Linked DNA regions of Homo sapiens: regions 2, 3 and 4 are each linked to region 1. The links are chromatin contacts, found by Hi-C or POLR2A ChIA-PET in ENCODE. All regions are on one chromosome and are shown on one strand. Each heading gives the region's core, a stretch centred on a gene start or an enhancer-like site at or near the end of the contact. The rest is flanking DNA. Distances are from core to core; before and after follow the strand shown.

The links. Hi-C counts contacts between places; a loop is a spot of excess contacts on that map. ChIA-PET counts read pairs that join two places held with the same protein, here RNA polymerase II (POLR2A). Pooled maps may share reads with other maps.
Region 2: a loop to region 1 is called in a pooled map, with 3 times the contacts of the local background. The contact joins two enhancer-like sites. A Hi-C loop is called at or near these places in 2 of 50 pooled maps. POLR2A ChIA-PET finds 5 or more read pairs at or near these places in 2 of 52 experiments (HCT116 and endothelial cell of umbilical vein).
Region 3: a pooled map shows a loop between it and region 1 (2.6-fold over the local background). The contact joins two enhancer-like sites. A Hi-C loop is called at or near these places in 4 of 50 pooled maps. POLR2A ChIA-PET finds 5 or more read pairs at or near these places in 2 of 52 experiments (activated T-cell and naive thymus-derived CD4-positive, alpha-beta T cell).
Region 4: a loop to region 1 is called in a pooled map, with 2.8 times the contacts of the local background. The contact joins two enhancer-like sites. A Hi-C loop is called at or near these places in 2 of 37 single-sample maps with no recorded cell type and 4 of 50 pooled maps. POLR2A ChIA-PET finds 5 or more read pairs at or near these places in 2 of 52 experiments (CD4-positive, alpha-beta T cell and WTC11).

Annotation. Positions count from the first base shown.
Region 1 is chr13:49,975,065-49,977,793 of GRCh38, forward strand. No RefSeq gene overlaps it. Among named protein-coding and RNA genes, the nearest start is that of MIR3613, 20 kb to the right of the region's middle. RefSeq lists a silencer at 1,629-1,923. Within about 2 kb of position 1,392, at least 5 of the 41 ENCODE cell types and tissues checked have a DNase peak (open chromatin) inside an H3K27ac peak, as active enhancers do.
Region 2 is chr13:50,418,690-50,421,418 of GRCh38, forward strand. All of the region lies in intron 3 of DLEU1 (deleted in lymphocytic leukemia 1), which reads left to right. Among named protein-coding and RNA genes, the nearest start is that of DLEU1-AS1, 110 kb to the right of the region's middle. Within about 2 kb of position 1,421, at least 7 of the 41 ENCODE cell types and tissues checked have a DNase peak (open chromatin) inside an H3K27ac peak, as active enhancers do.
Region 3 is chr13:50,319,053-50,321,781 of GRCh38, forward strand. All of the region lies in intron 2 of DLEU1 (deleted in lymphocytic leukemia 1), which reads left to right. Among named protein-coding and RNA genes, the nearest start is that of DLEU2, 190 kb to the left of the region's middle. Within about 2 kb of position 1,325, at least 7 of the 41 ENCODE cell types and tissues checked have a DNase peak (open chromatin) inside an H3K27ac peak, as active enhancers do.
Region 4 is chr13:50,235,683-50,238,411 of GRCh38, forward strand. All of the region lies in intron 2 of DLEU1 (deleted in lymphocytic leukemia 1), which reads left to right. LOC124900337 (a long non-coding RNA gene) reads left to right here. Exons shown (of 2, transcript XR_007063796.1): 2 at 1-2,729. Among named protein-coding and RNA genes, the nearest start is that of DLEU2, 110 kb to the left of the region's middle. Within about 2 kb of position 1,394, at least 4 of the 41 ENCODE cell types and tissues checked have a DNase peak (open chromatin) inside an H3K27ac peak, as active enhancers do.

The DNA of each region.
Region 1 (2,729 bases), core at 142-2,641:
TCTCTATTTTGTTGTTTTAATTTGAATAACTATGAAAAGATTGATTTTTTTTTTTTTTTTTTTTTAGGACAGGGTCTCACTCTGTCACCCAGGCTGGTGTGCAGTGGTGCGATCATGGCTCACCGCAGCCTCCATCTCCCTGGCTCAGGTGATCCTACCATCTTAGCCTCCCAAGTAGCTGGGACTACAGGCTCCCACCACCACCCCCGGCTAATTTTTGTATTTTTTGTTAATCCTCCCACCTTGGCCTCCCAAGGTGTTAGGATTACAGGTGTGAGCCACTGTGCCCAGCCAAAAAAGACTGAAATCTTTTATTTCTGATGGAGACCTCAAAGAGCTCACTGCATAGGACTGACCCCAGGTTGCCTTTATATTTCCTGCATTTTTCTCCTGTTGCTCTTCAGAGAAGCTGTATGATATAAATGAATGAATGAATGTGTGTGTGTGTACACACACATATATCTCCATTCAAAAGCTATAGCACATGCATGTTTGTGTGTATGTGTATATATGTGCATGTATATAAGTATATATGCATACACACATATACACACACACAAAGGTACAGAAAATATATATCTTGTGACTAAAATTCCCTGAACTACCAGTAACTCCAGAAATTCTATTCTGGAAAACAATGGCTAACATCTAATTCATTATCTTAGAATTATCACAAAAGGAATATGAAAATGTGGTTTCTAGTGCAATGCAGTTAAGATAGGTATTCTTGTAGGCCATGGTTCCAAGAAATTTGTTTGACAACTGTACTGAGTAGTATATTTCTCCACTTCCTTTATTTTTTTCCCTTACCTTTTTTGAAAAAAAAAAAATGAAGAAAAATGTGTTCCTCTTTCAAGTTCTTTTTCTCTCCTGGCTTATACAGTATGTTACCAGCAGAACTTTCTCTAAAATGAAAGGAAGTCATTGCTAAGAAGAGACAAAAAGTTAACAGGATTAAGGGAGTAAAAAGGCACATGGAATTTCTGGGTGTGTCCAGAATCTGAGAAGATTTGAAAAGAGGAGCAGAAAGAATTTTTGTATTTTAGAAGTTGAGGGGCCCTCCTGGCCTAGTTTGAAAAACACAATCAGATACAATTTGAAAAAAGTCCAACAAAATCTAGTGGGAAGATAAGCTAGAATCTTGTTACAAAAAGTGTCACGGGCCTTGGTTGTATATTTTAAATGAACTTCTTAATTTCATATCAAAATGCGTAGATACCTCCTGACCCCCATTCTTGCCCTCCTCCATTTCCCTGTTAAATCCTGACCTTTCTCTGTAGACCTTCCCATTTCCACCCTGGAGGTCTGGCTGTCAGGACTACTCTCAGGTTGCCTGGGTCTCCACGGTGGCACCCATTAGCCGTGTTGCTTCTGGGCAGGGCATCTGTTTCTGTGCAAAGAGAAAATGCTAGGGTGAGTCACCAGTCCTTCTCTCCTAACAAAAAAGCATTGTACTGTACAGTTTGATTTCGGCTCTTGTGTGCAACTTGTGATTGCAAACTAATGGGGACATGAGGCACAGCTCCAGTGACACACCTCTCAGGTTGCATTATAATGATCTGATTGGGATGTACCCCATTAGACCGTGAGATCCTTTAAGCCTAGGATGCTTTTATTTTTGTGTTCCCAGCCCTAAGCACACTGTGCCTAGCTCAGGGTAAGCACTAAACAAATGTTTCTTGATGAGAATGCTACAGGAGGAAGGGAAGGGTTGTACTCTACACAAAGAGCGGAAAAGCTACCCTTTAAGAAAGAGACTCATCTTCGCATGGCCTGCAGAGGGCGCTCTTGCATCATAGCTATACCATGCATCCTTTGCCCATCACTGGTTTCCTTGAGCAGTACCTTTTTGGTAAAACCACAGGTGTGAGACTTTGGAAATTTAGACTTAAACCTGCCCAAACACATTAGAATATCATCAGTTGCACAGAACAAATCCACATTACAATTATTCCAAAGGGACAAGAACATTCCAGAATTTGCTTAAAGAATACTAAGCCATGACATCTCAGAAAGTCAAACCTAAAGAAGAAAAATTGCCTGGTTAGTCTTCCGGGAAATGTTAATAATTCTTAAATTTGGAAGGCTCCTTATACTCACTTGATGAGCCAGTTCATCTAATCCAACTACCTCATTTCTCAGATGAGGAAACTGAAGTTTATAAAATTCCTCAAGGTGATGTATCTACAGAAAAATTATACTCTCAATTCAGGCTTTAGATGTGTGTTGAAAACATGGCAAGGTGTCCATTTGGAAAAAATGCACCTAGAGCTTTCTCTCTCTCTCCCTCTCCTTATTTAAATAGAAAGATTTAAAAATAAAAATATGGCCAGGCATGGCATCTCATGCCTGTAATCCCAGCACTTTGGGAGGCCAAAGTGTCAGGAATGCTTGAACCCAGGAGTTCGAGACCAGCCTGGGCAACATAGCGAGACCCAGTTTCTACAAAAAATTAAAAATTAGCCAGGTATAGTGGCATGTGCCTATAGTCCCAGCTACTCAGGAGCCTGAGGCAGGAAGATAGCTTGAGCCTAGGAGGTCAAAGCTTCAGTGAGCTGTGATCACACCACTGGACTCCAGCCTGGGCAACAGAATGAGATCCTGTCAAAAAAAAAAAAAAAAGTACTGTAGTAACTGCTGAATAAAATACATAAGACTGGAAAGACACTATTTTAATGGTGAATCTGGACAGCACTCCAAGGGTACATTTTAACAGGTTGGAAGTAGGC
Region 2 (2,729 bases), core at 171-2,670, 440 kb after region 1:
TTAGTGATTATTAGTGAATTATTAGTAATATTTTAGTGAATATTAGTGAATTGTAATAGAATTAATAATAATTCTATTATTAGTGATATAAGCCATATGCATTTTACAGTCTTAAAATGTTAATGACCCATTATATGAAAAGCATTTATTTATCTGCATTCAAGATACATGTTTGGTTAAGGTCCTTGTAATTAAAATAAAAATCAGAATCACCATATTATACCAACATTGATACAAGTAATAATTAACAACAACAATGATGATGATGATGATTAAAAACCTGGATAAAATTTTGTCTCAGGCTTAGTGTGGTTTGGGTATGCATGTACTTATCATATTTGATTTTGATTTTATTTTAAAAATTTTGTCTTTACTTTTTTTCTTAGCATCTTGACCCTTTTGTGACATCTAGCAGGATGTATTTTTTTTTCAAGATGCATGTTTCACAAACAAAATATATGTTTATATCTGACTGTACCCAAGCTGCTAATTATGGGCATCTCTTTCTATAGCTCACTATTAATCACTCATGTCTTTGGGGTTATATAGAAAACAATTTATGTTACAAAATCAAATCCTCCCTTAAAAATGTTTGCCCTGGAAGTGAGGCAGGAGGAAATCACAAACTGTTATTATTTTCCCTTAGATGGATCTAAATATTAACATTCCCTTAGCTTTAAAGATTATTTTTATGCCGCTCCTTTATAAACAATTGAAGTTCACTAACTCTTCTGTTGTCTCGGGTTCTGTCTACAACATATCCAAACAACTCAGCTAAAAAAATGGGCAATCAGTTCAACAGGTTATTTGGCATTATATGTAGAAAATAAAAATGTTTGAATAGCTTAAAACATTTTAAAAAGCATAGCATATAGCAAACCAAATTGAATGTTTAAACATAGGCTAAGGATCTCTCACACAGGGGAGGGAGTTGCCATTTTTAGCTCTCATTGCAATTGTATTAACTACCTAACTACCAGGGCAACAATAGCAGCCACAGTGGCAGTAGTAGTTACAGCAGGAGGAGGAGGAGGGAGAATAAGCTATTAATAGTATGAACAACAGTAGTAGTTGTAGTGATTGTTGTAATAGTAACAGTTAACAGCACATGTACACATTGTTTTAGGTACTTCATGTACAGTAACTCATTTAATCTTTACAGCAACCTTAAGAGATAGTCCTATTATTTCTCCATTTTACAGAAAAGGAGATTAAAATTCCAAGAGGTAAAGTCACTAGTGGAGGAACCAAGATTTGGAAAACAGTAATAATGGCTGACATAGATCAAATATTCATGCTTCTCAGCTACTGACACGATTACCCCGTTGAACCCTCACAGTGAGCCCAGGAGGTGGATTTCTTCTTATCCTCATTTAACACAGAAGGAAACTGAAGCTTGGATGTCCGCCCGATGCAATGTCAGACAGGGTCTGAAACCAGGGATCCAAAGCCAGAAGTCCAGTCTTGCTTTCAGTTTGATTGTGTCTTGCAGATTCTGCTTGGAATGGTTTGCTGAGGGAAGAGAACTCCTCTAAGTAGAAGCTGTTGCCTTGAGGGGGGATCTGGGTACCCGCCTCTCCCTGAGGAGCGTTCTCCTACTGCCTGTCTTACAAAGAGAGTGCTTTTCTTCTGAACCACCCCAAAAGACTCCCACATTGGAGGGTGAGGCAGTGGGGTGAGACAAGTGAGGTACTTGTCCTGGGCATTGCATTTCAGGGGACACTAAATATGCAGTAATCAATATAAATAATATTTTATTTACTTATTTATACATTTTTGAGTCAGGGTCTTTGTCACCCAGGCTAGAGTGCAGTGGCACAATCATAGCTCACTGCAGCCTCAAACTCCTGGGCTCAAATGATCCTCCTACCTCAGCCTCTCAAGTATCTGGGACCACAGGTGTGCACCACCTGCTGGGCTAAGGGATAAGTAATATTTTAATGCAACATTTACAAATAGGTAAATATTAAACACTTAAAGTACATTTTTTAAAAATCAAAACAAATACCAAAAATATCCACACCTGAACAAGATCTCCACATTGAACATAAAGACAGGATCAGTTTGGTCCTGGGTCTCTGGACTCCTGGATGGAGACCAGGTGGGCAGGTGAGCCTGGTGCTGTCCTCACCCCACAGGGCTTTCTTGGGTCTCGAGCAACATTTGGGCTCCTCTGTGCAACTGTCTACACCACTGCTCACCCAGGCCTCCATCACAGTCACCATGATGATGAGCAGTGCTTCTTTAGGCATCACGTCACCAAAACAATATTTCATCATGCAGTGCTATTTTTAAAAAGTGAGGATGGCATTTTCCAATGATATGTTAGAAGAGTTACACCTCTTCCCTCTCCACCTTTTCTCTCCAGAACCCAACCAACGAAGTTGTTTAAAAAAGAAACAGTCAATGCCTTTTCCACTTTTAGATCTGCATATTGGGCCACTCTTGGTTTCTTTTTTCTTATTTACTACTTGAGGGTGTCAATTTAAGAAAACTCAGCTCTCCTACCAGCAAGTCAGCTGGGACACATGTGTTCTGTTCATCTCTTCCAAAGGCACTGTGGAATTGTCCAGTCCCAGAGGCCTTGGGCTTTGAGGACGCAGCCCAGCAGTCGTGGTGCTGAATATGAATATAGTGGCTTCCCAACCCAAAAGACATTTCATTTATTATTTTAAAAATATTTTCTTTGGGCTCTTTTAATCCTCAGGGATATTGGCTTGATGAATAGC
Region 3 (2,729 bases), core at 75-2,574, 340 kb after region 1:
ACCCTCTGAGCTCAGCCTCCTGTCAGATCAGTGGTGGCTTTAGATTCTCACAGGAGTGTGAACCCTATGGTGAATGGTGCATGCAAGGGATCTAGATTGCGTGCTCTTTATGAGAATCTAGTGCATAATGATCTGTCACTGTCTCCTATCACCCCCAGGTGGGACTGTTTAGTTGCAGGAAAACAAGCTCAGGGCTCCCATTGATTCTACATGATAAAGAGTTGTATACTTCATTATATATTACAATCTAATAATAATATAAATAAATTGCACAGTAAGTGTAATGCGCTTGTATCATCCTGAACCATCCCCCTCCACTCTGTGTCTGTGGAAAAGTTGTCCTCCATGAAACCAGTCCCTGGTATCAAAAATGTTGGGGATCACTGTTGTAGAGGACACAGAGAGGTTATTTTGAGAACCCCAAAGCTGTTACAAACACACCCAATAGACAGCACACCTATATAACTATAGGTATTCAAGGGCAGTTACTACAAGACAAGTTTTCAGGACCAACTTTTCATCTTTGAGCGGATGCACAGTCCGGACTGGTTTTCTTCCGTAAGAGAGAAAGAGGGAGAGCAAAAGTGAGAACTTTTGGGGCAGGGAGGAAAAGTCAAAGGGGGATGGTCAGGTTCAAGCATGAGGCCCTTGGAGACTGCTGGCCAGGGGTGCTGCAGAGTCACCGTTTCTATTGTGTAAACTTTCCTATGCTGACAGATTGCCTGGTGTGATAACTTCACTCTTGTGTGCAAATACTCTTCCTTAAAGACACATAGAGAAAAGCTGGCCAAGACCCAAGAAATGGCTGTAGAAAGATATTCATTCTCAGGGCATTTCTGAAAACACATTTTCTCTACATTTTCAGCTTTCAAATTGTATAAATTTTCTCTTGACTTCTGACTCAAAAATCTTCTCAAACCAGGCATGTCAGTTTCTTAATTAAAAATGGTGTCTTAGTCTGTGAGGCCTACCATAACAACATACCACAGACTGTGTGGCTTAAACCACAAAATGTATTTTCTCACAATTCTGGAGGCTCGAAGTCTAAGATTAAGGTGTCTGCAGATTTGGTTTCATCTGAGGCTTCTGTCCTTGGCTTGCAGATGGCTGCCTTCTTGTTGTGTCTTCACAGGGCCTTTTTCTCTGTGCCTGAGTATCCCTGGTATCTTTTCTTTTTGTAAGGACACCAGTCCCAATGTATTAGGGCCCATTGTTTTGATCTCTTTAACCTTATTTACCTCTTTAAAGGTCCCATCTCCAAATATAGTCACATTGGGGATTTGAGCTTCAGTATATGAATTTGTGTGTGTCTGTGAGGGGGGAAATAATTCAGTCCATAATAAATAGTAAGCTGAGATTTGTCTACTATGGACTCCCTGTCACACAGTAAGTACTTAGCAAATATTTGTAGAATGAGTCAGGCTGTGACTGGGTAACTCATTTATCAATGTGCTGCCATATTTTTTAAAGTCTCATAAACCTTAGTCAATTAAATAAATTTTTCATTTTGCAAGAGTTGGTAATGATGGCCTAGTAACTTTATAAATGGGCTAAAATCAATATACTTATCTTTAACATGAGCCCTAGAGGGTCAGATCAAGCCATAGTGCAAGACCCTAGTATAATTCCTTTCCTTTACTGAAGTGTTACGCTGGAACAACATTGCAGTGAAGGTTTAAAACTAAATATTGAAGATGAGGTGGTTTTGCAAACTTTCTGGATGATGTGTGTTAAGAGGCACAGAAGGCAAGCATCTTGCTCCCTTCTTACAAAGAAACAGAAGTGGTGAAGTAACTTGCCTAAGGTCTCATGCAGGTGAGTACCAGAACTGGGATTAGAATTCAGTCTTGTGTCACTCCAGGGTGCTGTTTTTTTTCTTTTTTTGATGTGCTTCTTGTTTAGCCCATTTAGCTAGTGAATGTGAAGATTCAAGGAGAAAAGGCTTTTCCTTCTGACATTGAAGTACCTAAACTCTTTAGAAAATCTACTCAGGTGCATTTCATAAATTGATTACAGATGAAGTCCAATAGTAACATTGTTTATATTTGTGAAATCTACCATACTTGTCAGTTTCTAGTTTACAGATTATATAAGGAAATCACTTACATCCAAAATACAATCTTTGCCAGTACACCAGCACAACCTCTTGGGAATCTTGAACTACACATATACTGAATTGATACTGCAAATCAAGTCATTTGCCCAAATGGAAGGATTTAGGGATAAATTCAGCCAACAGTTACATGCTCAGATTCAAGAATCTGAAATAACCACTATATTGTATAGCTAAAAATAAAGCAGTTTGCACAACACTTGGCATTTTCAGTTGACCTAGTCAATACTAGCTAATAATTTTTATAATTCTTGAGTGAAGTGAGTTTTTTCTTTATTTTACATGTACAACTGGAATCCTGAAAAGTTAATAGATTATCTTTTACCTAAGTGCTACAGTAGGTAAGGTAGTATTGATAGTCTTTTACTGAATCTACAAATATTTTTTTCTTGAACATGACATAATTTCTTTTAACAGTTTTATTGAGACATAACCAACAAACAATAAACTGCACATACATATAGTGTACAATTTGATGTTTTAACATATGTATATTCTTATTAAAACTACCACCACAATCAAGCTAATAAACCCACTACTCCTAAAAGTTTTCTTGGGTCCTTTTGAAATTCCTCTTTCCTAGGTAACCATTGATCTTTTTTTCTGTAACTACACA
Region 4 (2,729 bases), core at 144-2,643, 260 kb after region 1:
GCTGTCCTTCTCATGCACATGGTTGTTATTTGCATTAAATGAGATAATGGGCATGAAAGCAATGGAAAACTCTTAAGGTACTCTACAAATATAGAATATAATCATTTTGAAAGCACCTGGCTTTGTAGACAACTGCGTGAACTAATGTATATTGATCAAGACATGTGTCTCGTTAGGTAAAAACTGAAAGTAAAACTCATACACTTAAGATGTGAAAATAAACTCAGCATCTGGCGTAACACTAATTTCAAAAAGTAGTATATTAATTTCAAGTAGGAAATTAAAACAATAAAACTGTGATGTGAAAAATGTTCAACATTGATGCCTCTGACCTACTTCTGATGTCCAACATATTTACAATTCTCCCGAAGACATTTCTATTAGGTTAAAACCCATTAGTATTTGTGAACAAACACAGAGTTTCTACCATTCACTGGGCACTATTAGGTACTAGGTGTCCGGGGATATTTCTATTGCTGTTCTTAGCTCTATTGTTGGTTTACTTGGCCAGTGGTTGCTAGCTTTGCCAGTGTGTGTGTGTTTGTGTGTGTGTGTTACTTATCACAAGTTTCGTTAGCTTGACAAAGAGCTGTGTATATTCATTTACATGACAAATACTTTTTTTGGATTAGCAACTCTAATAAGTACAGGGTATTTAGAAACTGTGTGTGTGTTTTTCTACCTGCAGTCGTAGTCTTAAGTATGTTTCTTAATAGCTATTGAACATAAGTTTAATATTAGCTGGATGAATAAAGTATTAGTTACTGTATTCTCTTAAAAATAGACGTAGCTTTGTTACAGCACAGAAAACTGAGCTGACCTCTTACTAGATTGGCTAAAATGAATTCTGATTAAACATTTTGTAATGGTTTATAAAGTTCGCTTCTCTACAGTATATTAAAAGATTTGTTTAAATGTTGACTGTAAGTTTGGTAAAAATGACAAAGCGGTAAAAATGACATTTGGTAAAAATGACAAGGCTTACACTTTTTGATGATGTTCATTTTCCCCAAAAGTACAGCTAAAGCTTTATCCATTATAATGAGAGTTCAGAAAAGGCAAATGACCACCTCTTTTTTTAAACCAATATGTCTTTGTGCAGTAATTTTCTTGTGGCAAGTGGCATAATCTGGGCGAAGGTAGTGATAAAACTCAGATATATTTCAAGAAAGCGAGTAAACACACTAATGACAATATTCGTATATTACATGCATCTGCTGCTTATGTACTTAAAAAAACTAAATAGGAAAATCTTACTCATCTCTGTAGAAAAACAGGGTAGAGATTACAACTTGGGGACTTCGTGATATTTTGTCTGTGTGCAGTTTGTCAGAAGGCAATTTATCTAAAGCTGGAAAAGGATATGGTTTGGCTGACTAAACTGTGTAGTGATACGAGTGATACGTAATGATAAAAATGCTTAGGGGAATTTTCGGGGCGCTCAAGTCAAGTGTACAGTGCTGTGTGGGTGTAAAAACCAGACTTCTCTCTCTGTGAAAGTTGCTGACATTTTATACCACATGCTGGACCGTTAAATCACAATTTACGTGGTCACTTGTAAATACGCCTGGTGGTGGAGGGCGAGCTTGTTTGTGCACACTTTGACATGCTTCCCTGTTGTGTGCCTCTCCCCTTTTTAAATTGCACTGGATACTTTTGTTCTGGAATCCTTGGCTGTCTAACCTGAAAGCAGTTTGGGTGAGAACTCTGGAACTGATTTATTTTCATAGGTGCTCCCTGAGGGGAGGTTTGAAGGATAATGCAGAAAAGCAAGCCTTCCAATCCTCCAACTAAAGTTCTCTAACTTGCTATTAACATGATTTCAGGCTTGCTAGAGTGCCCGAAATTCTGACATGAAGGGATTCCTTCTTCCACCACTGGGATTTGGAAGTCCCTAGGATGTTTGAATGGGGCATATTATTTAAACTCATTTTCAGTCTCCTCATTGGTAAAATGGGGCTACTCATACTTATCAAAGAGGGTTTTTGTGGAGATCAAATGAGACAATGCAAGTCACTTACTTGATATATGCTTAATAGTGACAAACATAGTGATATATATATATTAATAGTGATAGTTATTGCAATTTTTCTTTTTGTTAGGGGGAAGAGGAGGACAAACAGGCCTTTAACATGGTGGAGAATTTGTTTCCCTTCCAAATACAGTTGGAGGATTACAGAATTGATGCTCAAAGAGAAGGCTTTGCTTTCATTGCTTAAGAGGGTTTCTTGGAGAGGTTCAGCAAGAGAAACACAAAATGAGATGTAGAAAGGGGATGGGGAAGGAGACTGCATACTAATGTGTTTCATTTCCAAGTGCTTTAACTTTTCTAAGCACTAAGTCATCTGCTAACTTGTCTTCATAATATATGGGTAAAGTTGGCAGGGTGGGTATCCCTTTCTACGGGTGAGGAAACTGGAGTGTGGACAGATAAACTCACCTGTTGTCACACAACAAATCAGTGGTACAGTTGGGATTAGGACCCATGTCTCATACTCTGAGCACAGCAGTCTCTCTATTAGGTGACATTCTCAGAGTTCAATAATTTCTTTCACAGTTTTGTGTTCAGACCTGGGGTCCCCATTGCTGAGCCTATTATTGGCACCTTACAAAATATCACATATGAGAAAGGTTGTAGTCTCTTGGTCCAAAGGACTACTTTCACCTGGAGATGGTTGGAGTTGTAGTATCTGAGTTAGATAAGTTTTCACTTCACGGTCATGGGTGGA